Linked DNA regions of Mus musculus: region 2 is linked to region 1. Evidence: chromatin loops called from intact Hi-C (ENCODE). Cell type or tissue: left cerebral cortex. All regions are shown on one strand. Each heading gives the region's core, and the rest is flanking DNA. Links, peaks and the distances in the headings are about the cores only. Region 1 holds the start of Osbpl3 (oxysterol binding protein-like 3). Region 2 overlaps Osbpl3 (oxysterol binding protein-like 3).

Region 1 (16,243 bases), core at 4,733-12,732:
CACGGCTGCTCACAAACATCTGTGACTAGAGTTGCAGAACATCCAATGCCCTCTTCTGGCCTTTGGGGTGCCAGGCAGGCAAGTAGTGCCCAGATATGTAGGCAAGCATGCATGCAAAACACTCATGCATATAAAATAAAATAGTACTTTTTTTTTTTAAATGAAGAAGCAAAGTTTAAAACTTGACACTAGATGCTTAAGAAACAGCTGCTAGCTGGGATAGGCGGTGTTCCAATCTAGTTCTTTGTATTAAAAGTGTAGATATTTCTAGGGTGATACAAGTTGCTGATGTCATGCTCCTGTTCATAGTTTTCACAATGATCACCCTGGCAGATTTATGACTTTATGTTGATAATCATGGAACAGCAATTAGGAAAATTTACACGATATCAAGTTAAACAGAATTCATGTGTGCTTATCCTAAAATTACATCTATGTGAAAAAATATTATATCTCCACTGTCTAATGGAAGAGATTTTTGTAAGTGACATTTATAGGCATTTTTATTCTACGTGACTCATTGTTTTTTGGTTTTATTATTTTTTGCTGTTATTTTGCTGTGCATATTTTTTTTTTCAGCAAGAAAAAATATATGTAGTGGTACTGGGAATTGAACTACAGTGTTCTGCATGGCAGTCAAGTAACTTATCACTAATCATCACTCCCAGGCCCTTTTTACTTTAATTTTGGGGCAGTGCTTTGTAAACTTCCCAGGTTGGCCTAGAACTTGTGTCCTTACTGCCTTAGCCTCCCAAGTATCTGAGGTTATGGGAGAGCCTGACACTCACACCAGGTGAGGTGTGCACCAGTTCCTGCGTGTGAGTACTCGTGCGCATGAGGCATCAGTGAAACCGTACTTTCAGAATCAGTTCAGAAAACTCCACTTACTTTTTGAAGAAAGGGACTCCAGGTGTTGATATGCTTATTTTTTTTAAAGAATTATTTGTTTTATGTATGTGAGTACACTGTAGCTGTCTTCAGACACACCAGAAGAGGGCATCAGATTCCATTACAGATGGTTGTGAGCCATCATGTGGTTGCTGGGATTTGAACTCAGGACCTTCGCAAGAGCAGTCGGTGCTCTTAACCGCTAAGCCATCTCTCCCTGTTGATATGCTTTATACCAGTGGTTCTCAACCTTCCAACGCTGCGAGCTGTTAATGCGGTTCCTCATGTTGTGGTGACCCCCAACCATAACATTATCTTGTTGCTACTCCAAAACTGTAATTTTGCTACTTTTATGAATCATAATGTACATATCTGATATGCAGACTATCTGATATGCAACCCCCAAAGGGGTTGAAACATAGGTTGAGAACCATTGTTCTAGGCTAAGTACCCACAGCATCTTCACAGGCACATCTATTTGCAGTTCCAAAAAACTCAGTTCATTGTTTTAGGCTTCTAGGAGAACAAGGGCATCATAGTTTCTTCCTCTGAAGAGCTAATTTCATCTGAGTGTGGCATCCAGGTTCTGGGGGTCAGCAGGGGACTCATGTGCAAGTTACAGGAACCAAGGACCAAAGCACTTTCTTTAGATGGAACCCCATGTCTCAAGAATACTATGGAGAAATGAAAAGACCTCTGAAAAAGTGCCAGCCACTTCACGGAAAAGTAGAAGGTAAAACTTCTATAGGTTTCTAGTTTTCATCTCTGTAAACAGAGACAGGTCGATGGGGTGGCAGGATGGACATAGACAAAGGAAGCTACCTCTTCATCTTCTTATATCATAATGGAGTTGATGGGGCTCTAAGAAACTGGGACATATCTTGCGCGCGCTCTACTGGCCAGGAAGAACGACCCTGCAACAGGATCCTTCTGCACACGTTTATTGGGAGAGCTTGATTGTAGAGGCGAAAAGACCCCGAGCCCAGAACTGGTGCTGCTTTTATAGGCCTAGGAGAGGCATGTCTTACACCCAGATTGGTTATGCACTATGCCTCATTTGCATGTTCCTCATCTGATTGGCTACTCTCTCTCAGTACCTCACAGAACCTCATTATCATACCTCATTTGCATGTCTCACATCTGATTGGTTACTCTCGGTACCTTACAGAACCTCATTATCATACCTCATTTGCATGTCTCACATCTGATTGGTTATACTCTCAGTACCTTACAGAACCTCATTATCATGCCCGGGCCAGGCAGTGTCTTTGCAAAAACTTTACTGCATATGTACACATTGGTTATTTGTCCAAACTTATGCGTGGTGGCCAGCAGTAGTCAGTGCCACTCTGCAACGGCACATGTGGCTTCCCACAGACATATATGAAAGGAAAAGGGTAAAATAAAAGTCACAAAACCTGTAACCTTGGCAACTGGGCAGTCTTCAAGGAACCAGCATCTTTTTACTTTCAGCTGGCTGGGAGAGTCTTTCTAGGACTGGGCCCTGAGCAGTCATGGCCTCGAGGCCCGACATGGGCAGCCCCTGCTAAAGGTCACTTCTCTGCTATTCCTTTTATTCTTGTGATAAATATTTGAAGGCTCCCCTACCACTAGCTGCTGAAGCAGGCACAGGAAGATGAATGATACGCCATCCTCAAGGAGACAGAAATTGATCAGAAAATGGTGAATACAATCTTGAACTGTGGCCGGTGCTGTCAAAATAAATAAGCACACTCCAAAGAAAACAAACCTCCCAGTCTCCACTAGAGCAATGACAGGCTGTGTGGGAGGACTTCCCTGAAGAAGGGATGACAGAAGGAGGGCTAAAGAATGAATCACCATTCACAAAGGAAGAGAAGGAACGGCACATGCTGGGTATAGAGAGGGAACACATGTGCCAGGACCTGTGTCAGGAAATAACAGAATGCAGAGGCAGGCCAGTGTAGAGAATGGAAGGGATGCGGGGGTGGGGGTGGGGACAGGTGAAGGGGGGAAGGTGCCTGGCCATGCAGCATACTAAGAATCACTCACAGAATGTGTGTCTTCATCCTGAGAGCAATAGGAAAACCATGGGAGAGTTCTATGATTGGAGGGTTTGCAAGTACCTCTCCCCCACATTTAAACATTTGCTTTAGAGTAGAGAATGGCTTATAGGAGTGTCTTGATTTCTTTTCTGTTGCTGTGATAAGATGCCATGACTAAGGCAATATGGAACGAGTTTATTTGGGGCTTCCAGTTTTAGAGCGGGAGACTCTGACTAACATTGTGGAAAGTGTGACAAGAGGCAGGCATGGAGCTGGAACAGCAGTCGAGAGCTTACATCTTGATCTGCAAGCAGTGGGGGAGGGGGGGAGAGAAGATGGAAGGAAGGAAGGAAGGAAGGAAGGAAGGAAGGAAGGAAGGAAGCAAGCAAGCAAGCAAGCAAGCAAGCAAGCAAGCAAGCTGGGCCTGGGAATTAACTCAGGGGATAAAAGTTCTTGCTGCTCAAACCTGACAACCTGGGTTTCAGCCTCCAAATATACATGAAAAGCCAAATACAATGTCTTATATTAATAATGCCAGTACTCCTATAACAAGATGGGAGACAGAGACAGTGTAATAGACCAGCTCAAGAACAAGCCAAGCTGGACTACATAGCACAAAGAGTGGCCCTGCTTCAACAGGGTGGAAGGTGAGAAGCAACTCTTGAAAGTTGTCTTCTAACTTGCACATGCACACATGAAACACGCTCATCAGCACTCAGTCACGTACAGGTCTCTCTGCCTCTGTCTCTCTCACTCTATCTCTCTGTGCATGCACCTGTGTGTGTGTGTGTGTGTGTGTGTGAAACGAGAGATGCTATGGCTTGGTTCATTCAACTTGAAGTGCTAAGATTGGACCCAGGACCTTGCATATCTAGGCAAGTACCTTCCAACAGTTTTAGCCCCCACCAACTCACTCAGTTTCTGATCCATTCCCTCTCATGTGTACAGACAGCACAGAGGTCGGAAAGGTAAGAGTTGCATTTCCAGGCCTCTCTTGCAGCTAGATTTGCAGGTGTGATTTGAAACATATATATCAGAGGCATTCCTGTAGAACATGAGCCTAGCAATGATATAATAAGGGGAACAGCAGGATTTGAAGCGCACATTCTGCTGGTGTGGCTTGTAACAGAAGGAACGTTCTGGCATTTTTGCCAGAACTTTCTGATTTGACAGACAGACTCCTGATAGTGACAGGAGCGGTAGCAGTCTTGGCAGCTCAGGTTGGTAGTGCCTGGCAAATGAATGCTTACTATAATTCATGCGGGCTGTCCTTAGTATTTACAGTAGATAACATGATCACATGCATGTGTTCCCACAGTTGGTACTTAGAGATAATTTGATAGTTCAGTCCTGAAGGGAATCCTGTCCCTCTATGTCCCTCTCTTCCTCTAATGTTCATTTTTATATTTGTTCATATAATGATATAAACAAGTATAACATGCTTTAAAAACTGGTTTTGCCAAACACTTGAGAGAAAACTGAAAGCTCTCTTGTTTTAAAGGTGAGCAATCTGGAACATTCCAGAAATGTTAGACATCTGATTTAAAAGATGACTCATTTAGAATTAAATTAAACTTTGACCTCAAGTTTCACAGATGATACCTCTGTGATACATTAAACAGGACTTAGATCTAAACCAAGAACTCTAACAATGTGGCAGTTTCCTTTACAAGAGCTTTACTGTAATAAACACAGATTTTAAAATCAAAAGTTAAAAATGTCAACCAAGCCATTCTGGAAGTTACTCCCTGCTTCTACTTCTCAAAATAATTCATCTTTGTTTCCCTGAACACACTTTCGGTGCCTGTCTTAGGACAGCTTCCAGTCTCTTGTACCTGAGTTCTTGAAGCTTGTACTGTAGCTATTTATATACAGGCTTGATCTGACCTATGGAGGAGTCTGTAAAAACACTGAAGGCAGAAACACCCTCTGATCCACTTTTGTATGTCATAAAGTGACTGCTAAGAATGGTCCTTTATACAAAGGTGGTGCATGATTTATATTTAGTCAAGGAATAGATGAATTCTTATACAATCTTTGTCACGCGCTCACTAATACTCTTGAATGACAGCTTCTAAGGTGATTCTATGCAACAAAAACCACTTTAATATATTTTCCAGATAAAAGTGAAGGGGGAAGATGAGTAGGACATACTTTCTCCTCCTCCTCCTCCTCCACCTCCTCCTCTTTTAGAGTCAAGTTCTCCCTCTGTAGAATGCATGGCTGGCTGACCTGGACTCACTATGTAGACACCGCTGGCTTCACATTCAGCCTTGGGATGTCATGGTTCTTCAGTCCTGGATGCTCCTTCAGCACCCTCTTTCATGATCACACTGTTCTATCAGTAATAGCTTCCTAGAATACGGGGTTAAGAATTTTGAGCCCTAATTGAACTTGCTGATAAAACCAGCCTTGGCTTCTTCCTGTGGTCTGCCATGAGTCAGGGAAGGGAGTAGCAGGAAACAAAGCATGCAGGCCAATGCTCACTCCCCACAGGAAGACAGTGAGCCTATGTAGGACCGTGGTGGCTGCCTACAGGAAGACAGTGAGGCCAATGCCTTTTCTCCATAGGAAGACAGTGGGGGCAGAAGCTTCGTCCTGTGGTGCCTTGATACCAAGGCACTGCACGAACTGCTCTTACACAATCATATTTAATTCTTAGACAGCCTCAAGCAACGGTATTATTTGGGTTGCCATTATCCAAATGGGTTTAGGGAAGCAAAATTTACCCTAGGTTCATGACCAGAATCCTAGCCCTAAGCACGAACTTCTTCTGTCTCCTGATCTGTGGCATTGGCTATGTGCTGGGCCAGTAGTTTTTGGTCAGGAATGCTCCAGGGGTCGTTTGGAGGCTTCATAGTTGCTACAACCTGGTAGGACATTGTTCTTTGTGTCTGGTGGGTAGAGTGCAGCTTCCAGGCACTGGCCTTCCCCACATGCACACAAAGAATTATTGGGCCAAAAGTGTCAATCACAGAGGTCAGTGGGACTCTGTCTTAGTCTACATGGCAATTGTTTCCAGATTATAAAACTCTTCATGTAGCCCAATAAGTATAGTGATTATTTTCATCTCACAAAGTAGGAAAGGTGATTGCTTAACTAGGAGGTATCATGGCAAGACAAGAAGCCAGGGGCTCTCGTTCTAGGAGCCTATGGAGTTCTTGCCTATACTCCATTATGACCAGCTTCCTTTACTGTGAAAACATGCAACTTCAGGCAGCACTTGCCTCTACTAGGAACTTCAGAGGCTAAAAAGCTTCAGCCAGACCAGGGAGATGTCTCATGGGGTGAAGACAGTTGCCACTAAGCACGAGTTTGATCCCCAGGCCCCACATGGTGGAAGGAGAGAACCAAGTCCTGCAAGTTGTTCTCTGGCCTTCACATTTATGCAGTGCTGCGTGTACACACACACACATACACACACTGACATTTGATAAAAGGAAAGAAAGAAAGAAAGAAAGAAAGAAAGAAAGAAAGGGAGGAAGGAAGGAAGGAAGGAAGAAAGAAAGAAAGAAAGAAAGAAAGAAAGAAAGAAAGAAAGAAAGAAAGAAATTAAGCCAACGTAGAAAAACCCTACAAGGTGGTGGAGTCTCTAGAAAGATCAACAGCATTTGTTCAGCTCTTCAGAGAAGAAGACTCTCGAAACTTACTATATGCAACCATTGATCTTTCTCTAGTACATTCAGATCGTTGTGCTAAAATAGGACTGTGGGGAAAGCTAATTTTAGGACAGTAACGAGCTTTTGCAAGATAATTAACTCTGCGTGGGTTTCAACTTTAATCTTTCCCCTCTTGATTTGTAGGAGTGGAGCGCCTGGAAGTTTATTTAGAAGAGGAAGTGAAACTGAAAAGACTGGCTGAGATTCCTCTTTCTTGGAGGCAAAGCACTTTGAATATGAACAAATCTCTCATCCTGACTCATTAACTGCCTTCAGTACCAACAGGGAACACACAGTCAGCTTGGAAGAAACTTAAGAAAAATCCAAGGACAGGATGCCAGCTTAAACAATAAAACCATAGCTTTCTGTCCAGCCTTGGCTACTAGGCCATTTGGTACAGGCTACCACCTCGTTGTGTTCCAGGTAACTATGAATTAGGCTCAGCACAATATGTGTATGTATATAGTTATGTGATTGTGTAATCTGGCGTGTGAACTTTGGAGACGATAAACACCATTTACAAAGTCCAAAGGTTGGATTTGCCTGTAGCAAAAACATTTCTGTGGGATAAAAGGCATGTATTCGGTAGAAAAGCTGGCCTGGATGCAACAAGATGATTTGGAGTAGGGAGGGGAAAAAAAGTGAGTGTGACTCAGGCACCTGAGCTGGGCGTGGGCAAGGTGCCTCAGGCCTGCTCCTCGGTGCTCCTTCCGGTTTGGTGTAGTTTAGGAAGCCCTGCATCATTTATATAGGGATTGCCGAGTGCTAGGGCTCACAGCATCAAGAAAATCTGCTTTCTTCGTCAAACTTCCCCGGCCACCTGGCAGAGCCAAAGACAGTTCCAGAGAGTGTATCCGTGGAAGGTTCCAGAAAGTGAATATCCAAACCTAGTGAATGAAACATGGTTTATACAGATGTGAGAAAGAGCCTCAGAGACGTTCATACAGGGTCAGCCTGACAACGGTCAGCCGCTGGTGGAGGCATGTACTTGGCACTCTGGAACATCTAGAGTGTCAGCAGCTGAGCCAAAGGAGCCAACATGCCCAGTTCGGTGAGGCAGGCCAGATGGATCTTAAAGGGGTTAAATACATCTGCAGTTCCTAGTGCCCAGAAAGCGTTTCCTGAGCCTGAGAGCTGCTGAGTCCTTCCTGCTATGGGAGCCTATTTGAGAACCTCCTCCCAGAGGACTTCAGGGGCCTGAGCTTCTTCCATCACCCCTTCGGAGGCTCTCTGCATGGCGCTCTCTGTGCTAACAGTTCACCAATGTTTTCCTGATTATTCACATATATATATATATATATACTCTCTTTGGTTTATCGTCTGCGTCCTCTCTAAAATGTAGGTTCTGAGAGGGCAGAAACCCGGTGTGCCTTTACCGCAGGTGCAGGATCACATCTGTTCCTGGCATTCATCATTCCCTGCCCACCGGGCCACCTGCGGCGCTGGACTCATGTGCGGTTTGCAAATTGACCTCAAATTATCAGTGGCTGACATCCAAGCTAGGATTCTGGCAAGTGGGCGGTGAAGTCGGATGGGCCTGGACATCTAGCCAGATGCTCCTGCGTTTCGATCGCAAACTACACTGCATCTTCTTTCCTAACCTATGGACGGGAACTGTAACAACAACAACAACAACAACAACAACAACAACAACACCTTTCTCCCTTCCTGCCTCCTCTGTAACCCTATACCAATCTGGACAACTGCTTCTGGGGGCCAGGTCCCCAAAGTCCGAACCAGTTTCTAATATCTTGTGTCTAACCCTTGGCTCACCACATATTTCCCCCTTATTTATTCTCAGCTCTTTTCAGTGTTCAAGTGATTATTGTCCGTTGGACTACTTTAGTCCCCTGGAATCTTCTCCTTAAAACAGCTCCTTTCGCGCGAACCTCAACTTCCTCCTAAGTCATTCACTAAATATTTATTGAAAGCCTAAGGGGCACACACTACTCTAAGGATGCTGGGAGCCGCTGCCCCGCCCAGCCACACCTACCATCACTCTCCACCGCTCCACACGCCCTGAACCCTGGCTGGCGTCACGGAATCCGCCTGCAGCTTCCAAGTCCAACGCCTCACCGCCTTCCCCCGATGACTCCTGATTGGTGGGAGTGGGAGCCACTCTGCTGCCCCCCCTCCACCGCCCTTTTCACGTTATTCCGCCCAGTGGAGAACTCAGGCTCCTCCTCTTAGCTCCCTCCCCTCGCTCCAGCTCTTCAGCTAATTGCCCGGCAGCGCGCGCCCTAAAGTTCTAGGCGAAGTATTGAGAACTGGTCGCGGGGATCGCACACCGGCCAGTAGCAGGGGACCAGGGACCCCGGCACCAGGAGAGCTGGTGCACTGCGCGGGCTCTCGCCCACCATCTGTCTGCGAGCAGCGCTCGGCGCCCCAGTCTCCTGCGGCTGGTGCTGGAACTGCCGTCGGCTGAGACTTGCAGGGACCCGAGAAGCCCGGTTTGCGTCCTTCTCGGTCTGAAGCACGCACTGGGGAATCGAGAAGCGTCCCCAGCAGCGGAACACTTAGGTGAGCAACAGGGCGTCCGCCCGCCTGGGGTTGAGCTGTGGTGGAGGCCCCGAGAAGGCTCGGGGACGCAGCCATTCTCTATGGTTCAGACTGTGTCTGTGGTGGTCCCGGGAAGCCCGGGTCCACGGGGCAGCCCTGAGACTAGGAGGTCGTCTGTCGTGTAAGCGCCAGTTTTCTGGGAGGAAGCACTCTGGTGCTGCTCACCCTGGAGCTGTGCCCCTCGAGTTACAGCCTGGCGGGGATGGACCCGGAGAAGGAGCGGATCTCAGGAGCCTGCGTGCGGGTGCATGAGGATGCCGCGTAGAGGAGCTGTCCCGGCACAGCCTGGCGCTGTGACGGGCTGGAGGCACAGGAAACCTGCTTAATTCTGCCAGGAGGAAGGCTTTACTACACCCTCGAGCTTGGGGCCCTGCGGTGCAGGCACCTCGCTCTTCGGCCTCCCCAGTCAGGTCACACCGCTCCACAGTGTCTGCACTGGGACCGAGAGCACCCTTCCCTTGGGGCTTCAAGCACTCAGCGGGTGATTGGTGCCTCTGGCGTCTCCCGTGGCATTGTCTTGTGTCCTTCAGACACTTCTTAACCAGCCGCGCGCCTCCCAGACTGTTGGAGCTGAGAGGGACATAAAGTTGTCTCTCACCTTGTGTCAGGGAACGGGGCTGGGGCATTGGAGTCCCCTCCGATGTCGCAGTGCCCTAGGAATCTGATTACTTGATGAGATCGTTTGGGTAGTGTATTTTATTTACACTGTAGCTGCAGAAGATGGTTTCAGAGATAGGTAAGCATAGCTCTGACTTTGGGTCATCCACACTCAACACTCTAAGCATCATACAAGGTGAGGACCTCCTTTTGGCCTCCAGAAACCTTCAGACAGATTGCAGTGCATCCAGGCTAAATGTCCATTCTGTCCATCAACTCCACACTGCCCTGTTTGCAGCTCTTCACAGAGCCTAAAGCTGTCTGGAATCATCTGCTTGTTTTTCCATCTGCCAGCCTTCTTCCGCTGCTAGGATGCGAAGTCCTGGGAAAGCAGAGACCAGGTCCTATTTCTCGGTCGGTCCATCCTCAGTGTGGAGAAGGCAGCTCTCCACACTGCAGCCTCACACTACACATTTATGGAATGAGTAAATGTTAACTTCTTCATAATCTGAGACTATTGATTTCATGGCTGGTTTGGATTTTCATCTTTTTCCTTTTTTATCGGAAAAATTAATAAATGGCAGTAACTCCTGCTGATGAGCATGCACTAACCATCAAGGTATTTGCTGGGAGCTCTGTGTAGATACATATAGATGATCCCTAATATTATAGTTGTCTGATTAGCTAGATTTTTTTAAGTCCCCTATTTTAGATGTGTGTTTACAACCCCGTGCTTTTTTAGACAGGTGTGTGGTGGTTAGAGGACTTTAGGAGTTGGTGTGTTCTCCCTCTCCCTCTCCCTCTCCCTCTCCCTAGTTCCCTCCCTCCCCACTGTGGGATCCAGGAAGCAAACTCAGGTAGAAACCAGGTTTGCTAACAACCCGTCTCCTTGACCCAAGCTACACACTTTAGGCATTTAAGGCTCTTGCAGGTTACCCAGTTGTCCTAAGGTTATTAAGCTGTACTGTGACTCTAGCCTGTTTTCTATTTTGTTGGGTTACTTATATTTTAAAAATCAATTAATTAATTACATCCTAAATGTTGCCCCTCCCAGCCCCCCCCCGCCCCCCCCCCAAGAGTTCCTTCCCCCCAGTGTTGAATTACTAATAAGAGACGAAAATATGGTTTCCACTTTTGCAGGCAGTGGATATGTTGTTCAGCTAAAAGTTCCCGTTTTATTCCTGAGATCCATTTTCAGTAATGACTACCCATTGTAGGCCAGATAATACCAGACTGCACAGGACGAATTATGTCATAATCTTCACCATCTTGATAGGCTCTGTCACCGGAGGAGACTGCAGCAGGGTTCAGGAATTTGCCTGGGGTCAGTAGCAATTCCCCGAGGTCTTCATTATCTCTCTGACTCTAAACCCTTAGCACCTTCCCTCAGACTCTGATGTCTCTTCTCCTGCTGTTTAATCAGTGTTAACCCAGTGATGGAGCCCAGTGCTGATGCTCTCTGAGACTACCCTCTTTGTGAGTGGTCCAGGGTCTCACTGCCGTTCGTTTCTGTGGTTGAGTACATGGTGTGTGGGCCTGGTCCATCAGGGGCTTTTAATAGGGAGGAAAGGATATCCCCGTTTTCATCTGGATCCAGAAAGGAATCAGGCTGCTTTTTCCCACTGTGGTAAATGAGCTCCCACTGTGGACCATCCCCATCCCTTTCACAAAGTGCTGGAAAGATGAGTGGTTCCTCGCAGATGCAGAAGCCACTCGCCCCAGAAGGTTCTGAAGTGACTTTTCAGTAACATAAACACATTTAGCTCTTTCCACCCTTGCATGAAACTGAGGGTGTGGGGAGATTTGGGAAGAGATAGGATTGGTATGATTGCCTCCTAAAGGGCTAGTGGCAAAGAGGGAGGAGGAGGGCCACAGACATTCCTCTTCCTCTAGCTTCCAGACAGTTTTGGGATAATACAGTTCTCCCTGCGAGAGGGTCTGAGTAACCCATCATTTGTTTTATAATGTACTTCTTGCAGGGCTACCTTTTCTTAACTGACACTTCCATTTCAAGAGCTCCAGCAAGGGCTGGATTTGAATGCCCTGGAAGTGAGGGGGGTGTGAGAGAGACATTAGGGACTGGTGGGAGCTGTTAAGCTGAAAGCGCTTGCCATGCATAATTGAGAGCCATACAGTTTCCTGCTAACTCCAGTTCTGCCTAAATCCACTTATTCATTCACTTTCTGGCCTTCTCTAGAAACTTCTCTTTTGCCTTCTCAGTTACAGCTGTTCAGACCACATTCCTGCTTCCCTCCACCCGCCCTTGTCTCAGGATCTTTCTTGGTCTTTTGTAGCCTCCACAGTGCCTTAGTTCAGGGATATCGCTCTACCCTAACATTGTCTACAAGTGGTTCCCCTTTCTTTCTCTTGTCTAGCGTGTGTAGTAAGGCAGACTGTTTAAGAACTGTCAGTATTGTATTAGTAAACACTCTTGGGTGGCTTTTAGAGTTACTAACAATATTAGTTTTAGCCGGATTCTGGACTTAGATGTGGAGAGTCCTGTCGTGGATGTTGGCCACCCATGCATCACCTCTTTCTATTTTACGAGCCACATCAGAGCCACTGAGTTGTCCCTCAGTGACAAGGTGAGTGTAGGAAAGGCTCAGTTCTGTTTGCTATTAGTAAGTGTTGGAGCTGAGAGTAAAACCCAATTCCCTTTCACTACCCAGTTAGTGTAGACTCCTTAGCCCAGCTCGGGATTTGGGATCGGAGGCTCAGCCTTGGCTTCCGCTCTAGCGTTCCTGGCCTGTGTGCTGGTAACCTGAACCTTGTCACCAGAACGTCTGGTGTTTGCCCACGCGTGCCTGTTGCCTTCTGTGCTCTCCCACTGCCTTACTCTCTGTAAGAGCTGTCTTAGTCAGGGTTTCCACTGCTGTGAACAGATACCATGACCAAGGCATCTCTTTTAAGGACAACATTTAGTTGGGACTGGCTTACGGGTTCAGAGGTTCAGTCCATTACGGTCGTAGCAGGAAGCATGGCAGTTTCTAGGCAGGCATGGTGCTGGAGAAGGAGCTGAGAGTTCTACATCTCCATTCAAAGGAAGACACCAGGAGCAGGCTGTCACCCATGTGGCTAGGAAGAGGGTCTCAAAGCCCACCCCCACAGTGACACATTTCCTCCAACAAGGCCACACCTACCCCAACAAGGCCACACCTCCTAATAGTGCCACTTCCTAGGCCAAGCATAAGTCATACCACCACAAGAATGAAAGTCTTTCAAGCTGAGCTCAGACACTGCTTCTGAAAGCATAATCTCTGTGAACCCAAACTCTCAGAGCACTTAAAAGCAAAGACAAAAACAAGACTACCGTGTATTCCTGGCTGGCCTGGAACTCTCTGTGTAGATCAGCATGGCTTCAAACTCCGTGTTCCACCTGCCTCTGACTGCGAGTGCTGGGATCAAAGCGTGCACTGTGACTGGTCTTGTCAAAACATTTCTTTTTTTAAAGTGGGAATGAACACCCAGTTCTGACCGCTGAAGATGCCGTTGGTTTCTTTCTTTTCTTCCTCTGTGCCTTTATGTCTCCTGGTTCTTTTATCCCCTTGCTTTCTGGCCCACTCTTTATATTTAAATGTGTCACTCCTTTCTTTTATGTACATTATGAAGATGCTGTTGCTGCTGTGCAAGTGTATGTATGTGTATGTGTGTGTATGTGTGTATATGTATGTGTATGTGTGTGTATGTATGTGTATGTATGTGTATGTGTGTATATGTATTTGTATGTGTGTGTATGTGTATGTATGTGTATGTGTTTGTATGTGTGTGTATGTGTGTATATGTATTTGTATGTGTGTGTATGTGTATGTATGTGTATGTGTGTGTATGTATGTGTATGTATGTGTGGAGTATTTGTGCATGCTCATGCAGATACACATGCGTGTACATATTTGTCTCTCCTAGTGCTGAATTTGGTGTAGGTTCTGGGGACCTTAACTCATGTCTTCACCCCCCATCCCTCTCTCCTAGATTTTAAATGTCTTGAAGGCAAGGCAAGTGGGTTGTTTCTGTTCTTGACCTAAGGATCTGGTGTCCTTTTGATAGAAAAGACTCAATTAAAAAAATTAGACAATTATATTTGGTTACATTGTGTTAAAAAAAAGCAGTTGGAATGTGTCATTTTGTTTTCTAGTTTTGTGTTTGTGTTTGTTTTGTTTTTTAAATACAGGGTTATTTGCTTATTGTTATGTGGCTCCAGGCTGAACTTTCTCTTCTGCCTCTTCTTGCTAAGTGCTGGGATTGTGGGCATGAGCCATCCTGCCCAGCCCTGCTTTCTAGTGTTTGATCCATAATACTTTAATGCATACCTTTGTAACTGTATGCTGAAGCAACAGAGCATCTAGCGAAATCCACGGGAAGCACTTATCCTGAGCCCTTTTAAGCCACAGAGGGAATCGTAAACTCTTATATATAACAAAGCTGTGGAATAAACACCATGTGTGTGGTGTACACTGTTTTCTAGTTTGTTGAGGTTTGGCCCGTTGCTATGTATTGCAATGCTAACTACTGGCCCTGGTTGCTTCAGGGAGGAGAGAATCCACATGTACATCAAATAATGATATGTGATCTTGCTTCATAATTTAAAAGTATTGGTTAAATAAAGATCCTGACAGCTGATAGCTGGGCTGAAGAGAGTTAGGTGGGTTTGCTTCTCTGGCTTGGGGTCTGAGGAGGACCAGGAGGAGAGAGAGAAGAAGGTGGAGAGAGGAGAAGATGCGATGGGGTAGATGAATCATGAAAACATAGCCATGAGGGCCGGTCAATTGGAGTTAAGTGTGGCCCAGATGGAACATGGCAAGTTTTAATTTGGGCTTATGACTAGGGAAATAGATACTAATAGCTTAGAGGGTAGCTATCTGCTCATCTGTAATGCATTTAAGGGTTTTTTTTTTTTTTATAAATATAAAAGTTTTGTGTCTTTTATCTGGGAACTGAATGATCCAGGGCGGGGGTAGAAACCCCTGACTGAGATTAAATATTTATTACAACATTTCTTATCTGTGCTAATGTTACTCTTATTATGAGCCTATTACAGGGGGTGTGAGGTGGCTTGTCTGACTAAGTGCTTGCCTTGCAACCATGAGGACCTTAGTTTGATTCCCAGAAACCTGGTGCTGTGGCTGCTGATCCTAGCACTAGGGAGGTGGGGACAATTGAATCTTTGCTGGCAGGCCAAGTGAGAAGCCCTGTCTTGAAAGGAGAGAGCAGTACCCAAGGAATGACATCTCAGGTTATCTTCTGACATCCATATTCATTCATGTATACACTACACTTGGTCTCTCATACATACTACACTCTCTCTCTCTCTCTCTCTCTCTCTCTCTCTCTCTATATATATATATATATATATATATATATATATATGTATACATAAACAGACACTTTGGAATTCATTCTGTCTATGGATTTTTATTTATCAATTAATATTTTGAAGTTTAGTACGATTTCCATGGCCTCTCTGAATCAGGTCCAGCCCCTGTCCAATCTTATAGCTGGATCAAGTGGCTTGGACTGAATTGGTCACTGGAGTTTATTGTTGTGGTTTTGTAAACAGTTTTGTGTTACATTGTATTACGTTTGTATTTGTCATTTTGTATTACATCTGGATAATGTAGTATAAACACCTTGTGTATGTAGCGTATTTGGCCACTACTTTTTAAAAAAACAACAGCGTTGGAGCCATAATTCATATGTGGTGGTTTGAATGAAAATGGCTCTCATAGATTCATTGGGAGTGGCACTATTTGGATGTGTGCCCTTATTTGAAGAAGTGTGTCACTGGGAGGGTGGGCTTTGGAGCTTCAGAAGTTCAAGCCAGGCCCAGTGTCTCTTTTTCTTCCTGTCTGCCTGCCAATCCAAATGTAGAATTCTTGGCTCCTTTTCCATAATGGACTAAACCTCTGTACTGTTGGCCAGCTCCATTGAAATGTTTTCCTTTATAAGAGCTGCTGTGGTCATCGTGTCTCTTCACAGCCATAGAAACCCTGAGACATCATGTGTCATACAACCGTAATTCATGTATCATGTAATTCATCCTCTGAAGTTATACAATGTAATAACTCCTAGTATCATGTTGTGCAACTGTCACAATAATTAATTTTAGGACACGTTATTACCCCTATTTGTGTCTGTATGCAATCATTTGTTCTGAAAAGGCAGGCATAGACTCTGAGACTTTTTGTGTCAGATTTCTTTCATCCAGGATTTTGTTTTCAAGGTTCATTCCTGGGATGATAGGAGTCAATACTTCATTATTTTTATACTATTTTAATTATTCCATATTTAAGTTAGTCATAATGCCTTTAACCCCAGTACTCAGGAGGCAGATGCAGGCAGATTTCTGTGAGTTCCCCACCATATTGTATAGACCATGTTTTATTACCCATTTGCCAGTTGGAGGAGCTGGCGGATTTTTGTAAACTTTCCCAAGTTCTGGTCACTCATGCCCTTGATTGAGTGGCAGTGCCCTTCACATCTTGACGCCACACTGTGTGACAGGAGATAGATCCTTAGGAA
Region 2 (8,000 bases), core at 1-8,000, 100 kb after region 1:
CTGGACGTTGCCCTCTGGGTTTTAAAAACCTGGTAAAGTGATTACAGACTAATTAGAACAACCTGCTCTTCAGTCCTGCCAGATCCCTTTCCACACTTCTCAGCTGCTGGAAGAATGGAAGTTTCAGTCGGTTCTATTTCTGATATCACAGTCAGCCAGGGGAGCTGAGAACTGGGCATGTGCGAGGGGCCTGGGAGCGGTGCAGCGTGCACACAGCTGTGCTGGAAGGAAGGCAGCAGCGCTTGCGATCCGTGCACTCAGCACTATGGAAATGAACTTGGCCCACTCAAGAGCATGAATCAATGCCTAGCCGCCTTTCTAATCACAAAGCAGCTTCTATCTTGGGCACTTTTTAGACGTTCTGTAAAATAGACTGAACTCAACGCCAGATGACGGCCAGATCGGCCTCGTTTGGGCTTTTGCAGAAGTCTTGAGAAATTGCAGCCACATTTCTCTCTCTGTCTCATGGTCTTGATGACCTTTCAGCCTGATCCATGCAGGATGAGACATTAACCCTGCATATTAGACTCAGTATTAGGCTCAGTGAGCAGAGTTAGCCATTGCAGGACCTTGATGTCTGTGGTGGCCCAAATCTGTCCTGTAGTGTGTCTCTGGTATTCACCTCACTCAGGGTGCATTCCCTATCTTCAGAGCGGCATGGTATATGGAGGGCACCAGGTGCCACTCCTCCACGGACCCTTTAGTCTGGAACACTGGCTCCTCAAATTTATTTTTTATTACATTGGTTTGTGTTTGTGAGTTTCTGTGTTTCTCTGTGTGTATACACAGGTGTGTTTAGGCACACACATGTGCACATATCCATTGCCCTGGCACATGTGCGGCGATCTGAGGACAACTTCCTGGGGTCTGTTCTCTTCTCTCATGGCTCTTCTTCCAGGGCTTGAACTCAAGTTTTTAGGCATAATAGTCACTACCTTCATCCACTGAACCGTCTCCCAGCCTGCGTCTGATTTTTCTGAATACCACAATGAGTGGGCACTCAGTGCCCTTTCCATAGACTCTTGCTGTCAGACTTGCTCAGCTGATATTTACTGAGGACACAGATGATAATAAACAAGACTGGTAAGGCAAGGAACCCACATTCTAGCTGGAAAGGCATGCAGAAGAAGCTAGGTTTTCATTCTTAGTACTTCTCTTCAAAAGAGGGAGGGGCTTTCTTCAGGGAAGAGAAGGTTTTCGTAGAAATAGAATTTCACCAGGGAAGGAGGTTAGACAGGAGTTCAGGCAGGAAGGGGGAAATGGGCAAAGGGTTAGCAGCAGTGAAATGCACGGGCTGATTTCTTACACACTTGTACGCCAGTGACCAGAGAGCTAGGAGCTCTGAGCAGGCCCAGGGCTTCTGAGCTCCTTCTTCCAGAGTCTAGAGGTGGGCCAGGATTCACCCGCAATGTCCCCCCTTACCTTGTTCACTGGAATGTACACATCTAAAGATGGGAAAAATAACACTTTCCAATGAGGGCAGAATAATTAAAATCTCGTAGGCTGTGCCATGGGGTATCTGTGGCACTTGGTAGCTTGACCACAGCAGGAAATATACCTAATTCTCTTCCTCACTTTCTACCTTAAAAAAAAGAATCCTAACAAACCTGCGGTTGAAGGGTTGAAGGCCTCAGCCTCATCATAAAGTGTGTCCACTGTGATGTTAGCCACGGGAACAGTTTCTCTGACTCTTTCAGCACATTTATTAATATCTGCTATGGACTGTTTTAGGTCAGCGAACTGACAAAAGGCTCATGACTGTGTGGATCCAGAACGATCTCTCCAGTCCTTCTGTGGTGTTACAATATTCATTTATGTGTTTCCAACACCCCCGTATTTAGTATTCCTGTGACTCCGGGGGAATGTTATGAACTGTGACTGCAACTCAACCCTTTCCTGTGAAGCCAACGACCTAGTGTCCTTGACTTGATTCGAGAGTTTAATCTATTTTCTTGACTGGAGACTGCACCAAATCCCACGTAGAGAATCCTCTGAGTGGCTACCCCGTATGCGCCACGCTGCTGGAGTTGTGCACAAGGTGAAGAAGATAGTCTCTATGGTAGTTTGGAAAGAAAATTTGAGCTATGGGGCTCAAATGCAAAATCAGCAACTTATGAGCTAATTAAATGATAAATTACCTGGTAGTGCACAGTGACTACTTTACCACTGAGTTGACTCCTGCCGAGCAGACTTAACGGCTGAGCTGAGCTGTTTCTAGGTAACTGACATCAAGCAGGTCCTTATTTACAAAGATGTCTCATGGCACTTGCAGAATCTTTCTGGATGTGGGACACCCTTGTCATTGTGCCAGGCTGGGGATTCATTCAGAAAGTTTCTTATTGTCTTTTTGTCCCTTCACTTGAAGCTGAGATGCAAGAGACTTCTTCCCAACGCTGTCAATCAGCAGTGCCCCAGATTCCCCAGCCTCCGAGGGAACAGCTTCAGGCCACTGTCAGCCTCGGAGATCGAGGCTGCATCTTAGCTGTCACCAGCTAGCTCAGCAGTGACTTAGGAAGAAGCAAGCATTTGAATGATGAAGACAGGGCCTACAAAGGGCCCTTGCACCTTCTCTCCCAGCCAAGGAGAGCCTGCCTTTTCTTCATGGGGTAAATCTGGCTTTTCTGCTCGCCAGCACTTTCAAGTTCTTAACCTTGGAAGAAGATGAAACCTACAAACAGATGACATTTAGCAGGAACATAAATACATGCCCTTCCTCAATTGTTGACTTGAAGGGAGAGCAAACCTACTATAAACCCCAGGGAGGAGAAAACCCTATCTCCAGAATTCTGGGGTACCTCCTTTCTCACCAGAGTCAGTAAAGCCACGTTTGAAATTCTGTTCTTCTTTCCCATTCAGCCATGGGTAAGACCACATCTACGTTTCCCCTACTCTGGGAAGCATGGAGTAATGACTCATCCCTCCTGGAATTTGCACTGAGTGCAACTGAGAGGAACGGAGCAGACGTGGCGGCTGTCCTAGAGTTAGTGCTCTGTGCTTTGCCTTTTGCCTGGGAGTCTGAGGACAACTCGGAAGGCTGATCCACTTGAGTGCTTTCTATAGGACTGGCCGAGGATTCTTATGTGATGGTACCACACACACCCATCTTTCACAAGTGCGGGCCTATTGTATGTAATCTGAAAACAGTCATTTGACCTAAGGACACTGGACACAATTCGAATGTGTGCCACAATATAGCCTTCCGGGAACATGAGCCTGTAGCTTTTGTTCCACAGCTAGAGTTAGTTATCAGGAGCCTCCTGTTCCCAAGGCAGGAGGAAATGGGAGGTGCTCTCAAGGGGCTCAGCCTCATCCACACTACCACGAGCAAGGGGAAGTCCTTGGAAGAAAGGTTTAACACTGGAGTGATGGAGTCAGGGGGTGAAGGAATGCTTTCCTCTGGAGGAGCGGCGTCACTGTGGGGCCTTAGAGAGTCACAGCATTGAAACGGGTAAAGCACGGTTCTAGCAGTGGCTTTGCAAGCTGAAGTGAAAGGTTTCAGGATCGTTTGGTGTTTTACAGGCAGTGTGCTGAGCTGCTTATCACTAAGCAGACAGTTTCCCTGTTATTGTCTGGGCGTAATTGAGCGGCTGGACAGCTGCTGGTGGTTATTATAACAAAATCTCATTCAGTGCTGCTACCTCGCCAAAAAGTTTCTCTAAATTAAACACTGAATAGCACCCACCATCGCCCTTTCAACCATTGAAGAAATCCCTTTTACAGCTCCAGATTCTGAGATACCTACAGTGGTTATTTTTAAAAACTAGGCTGTGTCTTTATCTCCATTCACAGTGAAAAGGACTCAGATAAAAGGCAGTTGATCAAAGAATTCAGTTGCTGATGTAGGGAAGGTTGCTAGAGAGGATGCGCTGGGCTTTGGGAAGGATGGAAAAGAGCCCTGCAGGACCTCTCCCTGCCCTCTGCTCTGGGGCTGATCCCGATATGCGATCTAACTCCTGGCGACCACTAGTTGGCCTCTAGCTGTGCCATCTGCCCAGGGGTGGGAGCTTTGACTCAAAGCCAGAGTCAAACAAGAGATCTTCTCCAGTATCATACGTATGCAAAACTATATTACCCATTGTGAGAGATATTTTATATTGTATCTAGTGTATGTATCCAGACTCAAGTTGTATTCCAGTGTGTGCATTCCATGTGTATTATGTCCTAATCAACCAATCATCATCATCATCAAGCAATGATTTAAGTATTTTAAAAGAAAATTTCAGAATTTTTATTATTTTTCCTTTGATTACTTTTGAAATTTGTTTTCATTTAGTAGGAATAACTTCAATAGCCAATGATGGGGGAATTAATTAAAGCAGCCATTTGTGCTCCTTCAAAACTAAAAAAGAACCCAGGCCCAAATTATAAAGAATTTGTTGTTGTTCGTGTTGCTTGCTCTTTTTTTTCCTTGCTGTGTGACATAGGCAGCCTCAGACACTCAAGTCCTGGGATTGTAGCATGTCTTAAAAAGAAAAGTCTCTTGGATAAGAAAGGGGGGGGTTAAAATTTTCTGAGAGAAAGGGGGAAAAATACTCCAGACAAAACTCTTTCCGATGGTTTTGCGTTTCTGCTACTTCAACCCCTAGAATTTGGAGACAGTTATCCATGGAGCCACTGTTTCAGTCAGCTCAAAAGGTTCCCTAGCTTGCATCCAATTCCATTTTGCAGATACTTCAGTTTCAAATACTTTTTACTTATGTCTATATGTCTCTGTGTGTGTATATGTCACTGTGTGTGTATATGTGTGTATATATCACTACACAGGCGTGTAGTGACTGCCCATGGAGGCCAGTAGGGGTGGGAGGTGAGATCCTCTGGGGTTAGAGTTCAGGCATTTGTTAGCCACCTGATGTGGGGCTGGGATTGGAACTCAGGTCCCTTGGCAGAGCCGCAGGTACCCTCAACTGTTGTGTCGTCTCTGTCACCCCACTTTCCAGCCATTCCCCTATCATGCACAGTGCACAGACACATACAGCTTCTTGCTGACGTATGTGACATTGGTTAACATTAGCCTGAACTCTGCTGACTGAACAGTACCCGTGAGATGACATCAAAGTGAGCAAAAATGCAATTCACAGTAAGATCTTTCCCTTCAACTGTGCTGTCAAAGACTAAAAAAAAGAGATACAGTCCTTCTTTTTTTATTTTTAAAAAGAGCCTCTTTTTAAAGAAATCCAATTTGATGCTATTAAACTACAGCCTTGAATCTATAAAGTCCAATAAATGGATGGGAATTAAATTTACATTTCTTCTTATCAAATGTATCCAGGCTCCCTGTCTTGGATCGTTTCTCAGTAGCTTGCTGCTTAGTGTTACTACCTTTTAAAGTTGTGACATTTGGCCTGTTTCTTCCACTGGGACAGGACAGCTGGGAAGTCGTGGAAGGATTGAGAGGGGAAATGACTTACACCCAGGAGCCGCCAGTGCAGAAAGGATTTTTGCTGAAAAAGAGGAAGTGGCCCTTAAAAGGCTGGCACAAGGTAAGACATCAGTGGTGGCCGCTCCCTGGTGGGCACACACTCTACCCTCAGTATTAAATTTGAGAACTAATATTCTATCTGAATTTGGAGACCGGAGGAGGGATGTTAGCATGCGTGTTTTGCTAAGTTCTGTTTGCTTCCCCACAGAGATTCTTCTGCCTGGAAAAGGGAATCTTGAAATATGCCAAGAGCCAAGCTGATGTAAGTCTTCTTACCCAGTGTGATACTGAAGACCTGCGCAGGGTGCTCCAGGGCAGCCCAGAGCCGCAGTGCCCTGTGGGTAATGGTTTTTCCAGTGCCACAGAGCCCCCTCTCCACCCACCCCGACCCCTGCTGTCTTAGCTTTAGATCTGGGAGAGATCCATTCACCACCAGGAGAAGGGGCAGGACACCTTACTTACTGCGTTCCATAGGTCTGCTCTGGTTTTAGCTAATCACAGGAACAGAGCGTGTGGCAAGCGTTCTTCCCACTCTCCCGGTGACTGAGGGGCTTAGTGTAGAAAGCCATGGCTAATGTGGACTTCCTCTTGAGTTAACCCTAGGAGGTTGGTTGGTCTAGAGGATTCTGAGTGACCAGCGGGCCTGTCTCATAGGGCGCTCTCCTCTTTCCTGGCCATTCGAGTCCTCCCTAGTTTGTCTCTATTCTTCCCTTTAAGTCGGTTATGGATGACAGTAGACAACAGGCACTGTTCAAGGGAAAGGCAATGCCTCTTGCTTGTATTGCCTTCGAGTCAACTCATGGAGTTTCCGCTCCTTGGCTTGCATCCTGGCTATGAAAACTCCTATTTAGACTTCTGTCCTCCAGTCTCTTCATCTGTGAGATAAGGCCAGTGCTTCTGTTCAGAGAAAGAATGCAGTCCGTGTGCAACACTTAACTAGGTCCGGCTTGGGTGGAGCGCTCCATCAATCGTAGCGTCCAGGTTTCGCATTGGCAGATGTAGAAGATGAGGTGGCAGGGGACCAGGGAGGATGTTACAACCGCCTTGACTGCTGTGACTCACAAGCAGCCCTCTCTGTGCTTCTGTAGATTGAGCGGGAGAAGTTGCATGGCTGCATTGACGTGGGGCTCTCTGTGATGTCTGTGAAGAAGTCGTCTAAGTGTATCGACCTAGACACGGAGGAGCACATCTACCACCTGAAGGTGAGGCTTCAGCCAGGGCCCCGGCTCCCACCGCGCCGCCGCCACCAGGGCTTTTATGGGTTGGGAAGTTGTCTGAAGCAGAGTCTTGCTAGCTTGCCCACTCTGGATTCAAACTCCTAGAGTACAGTAGTCTGCAGCTTCAGCCTCCCGAGACACCAGGGCTACAGGCACACTCTCCCAGTGTGATTGTGCACAGGCCTTTCTGCTGAGATCTACTGACCGTCACCATGCTGGTGATGATTTGGGGACATGCATTCAACCTGTGGGCAGTTGTCATCACTAAAGTATCCCTAAGGGGTACTTCTGATGTTAGGGTGGGCCATCTCTCACAATCTCTCTCTCTCTCACTGCTTGAAGAGTTAGCGTTCCTTCAGTGTCCTTGTCACCATCCCTAAATGTTATCACTCCTCCCCAGTGACAGCAATCAATGACAAAAGCACCTTCATGTCCCCTCCTCCCAGGCTGTGTCATTAGTATAGAACCATTTACCCTAGAATAAAATATGTTCTCCGAAGGATAGTGTTTACTCTGTGGATCCCTGACCAATGGCTTTAGCCAATTTTACAAAGACTTGGTTAGTGTCCTCATATTGTAGTGAAATGTCAGTTTTTCCTCAAGTGGTCCTTGGCAAATCTTAAGACTCAAAGCTACCTACCTACCGCCTTTCTCCTGAAGATGGGTGACATCGTGGTAATACCAAGCACAAGGCCCAGGGCAATGCCAGCTCTTATGTGACTGCTTACTGGCTGTTAAACTTTGACCAATCAGTTGATTCTTGAAACACTCTGCCTTGTTTTTACTTTACCCCACCCCCACCCCCTGTAAAAATATGGAAGAGTGTGTGTTTAAGGTTTGTCATAATTCCTTGGGGGTCAGTAATTTAATAAGTTTAATTATTGTTTAGAGTGGTTAGGCAGTGCGTGAATGTTGGAGGTAAATTGAGAATTGCTTAGCTTGCTTGGCGTTTAGGGAATGGGGCTGAGGGCTGGGATAACCAAGGATCTCACCTATCCCTGTCCTTGCCTAGCTTGTGTGTCTCATATCTGTCCCCTAACCTAACCCTGAACTCTGGGCTAGTTCAGTGTGTCAAGCAGTTCCCCTGGTACTGTGGGCCAATGATGCTTTGCTGTGGGATGTCCCAGGTGTTACCGTTACAGCCTTTACCCAGTGGACACCAGTGGTGTGTCTAGTGGTAACAGCCTACACAAGTGTTTACTGACAGAGAAAATCTCCTCAGTGAAATAACTGGCAAAGTAAAGGAGGGGGAAGCCACGAATTATTTATATAGCAATTAATAATTAATATCATAATTTTGTCTTTATAATTTACAATTTAATAATGAGTATAATAAATTATATATATTCATAATTGTGTGTGTG

The links. A loop is a pair of places that touch in the nucleus more often than their neighbours do. Peaks named below come from ENCODE experiments on the same cell type or tissue, not always from the same donor. Only the 100,000 strongest peaks of a DNase experiment are listed, where the experiment ranks them.
Region 2: a loop joins it to region 1, with 2.4 times the contacts of the local background. A loop is called at or near these places in 7 of 42 quality-filtered maps.

What each region holds. Positions count from the first base shown.
Region 1 is chr6:50,448,673-50,464,915 of GRCm38, reverse strand. Osbpl3 (oxysterol binding protein-like 3) reads left to right here and starts at 8,562. Exons shown (of 24, transcript NM_001347213.1): 1 at 8,562-9,091. In left cerebral cortex, for the core only: a CTCF peak has its summit at 8,966; DNase peaks (open chromatin) are centred at 10,495, 11,271, 11,816, 12,540 and 6 more places; H3K4me3 peaks cover 3,965 bases; H3K27ac peaks cover 2,711 bases.
Region 2 is chr6:50,350,465-50,358,464 of GRCm38, reverse strand. It overlaps Osbpl3 (oxysterol binding protein-like 3), which reads left to right. Exons shown (of 24, transcript NM_001347213.1): 4 at 5,364-5,480; 5 at 5,628-5,681; 6 at 6,508-6,621. Among named protein-coding and RNA genes, the nearest start is that of Gm52900, 27 kb to the left of the region's middle. In left cerebral cortex, for the core only: no CTCF peak of the experiment used is centred there; DNase peaks (open chromatin) are centred at 2,401, 2,944, 3,568, 3,925 and 1 more place; H3K27ac peaks cover 2,807 bases.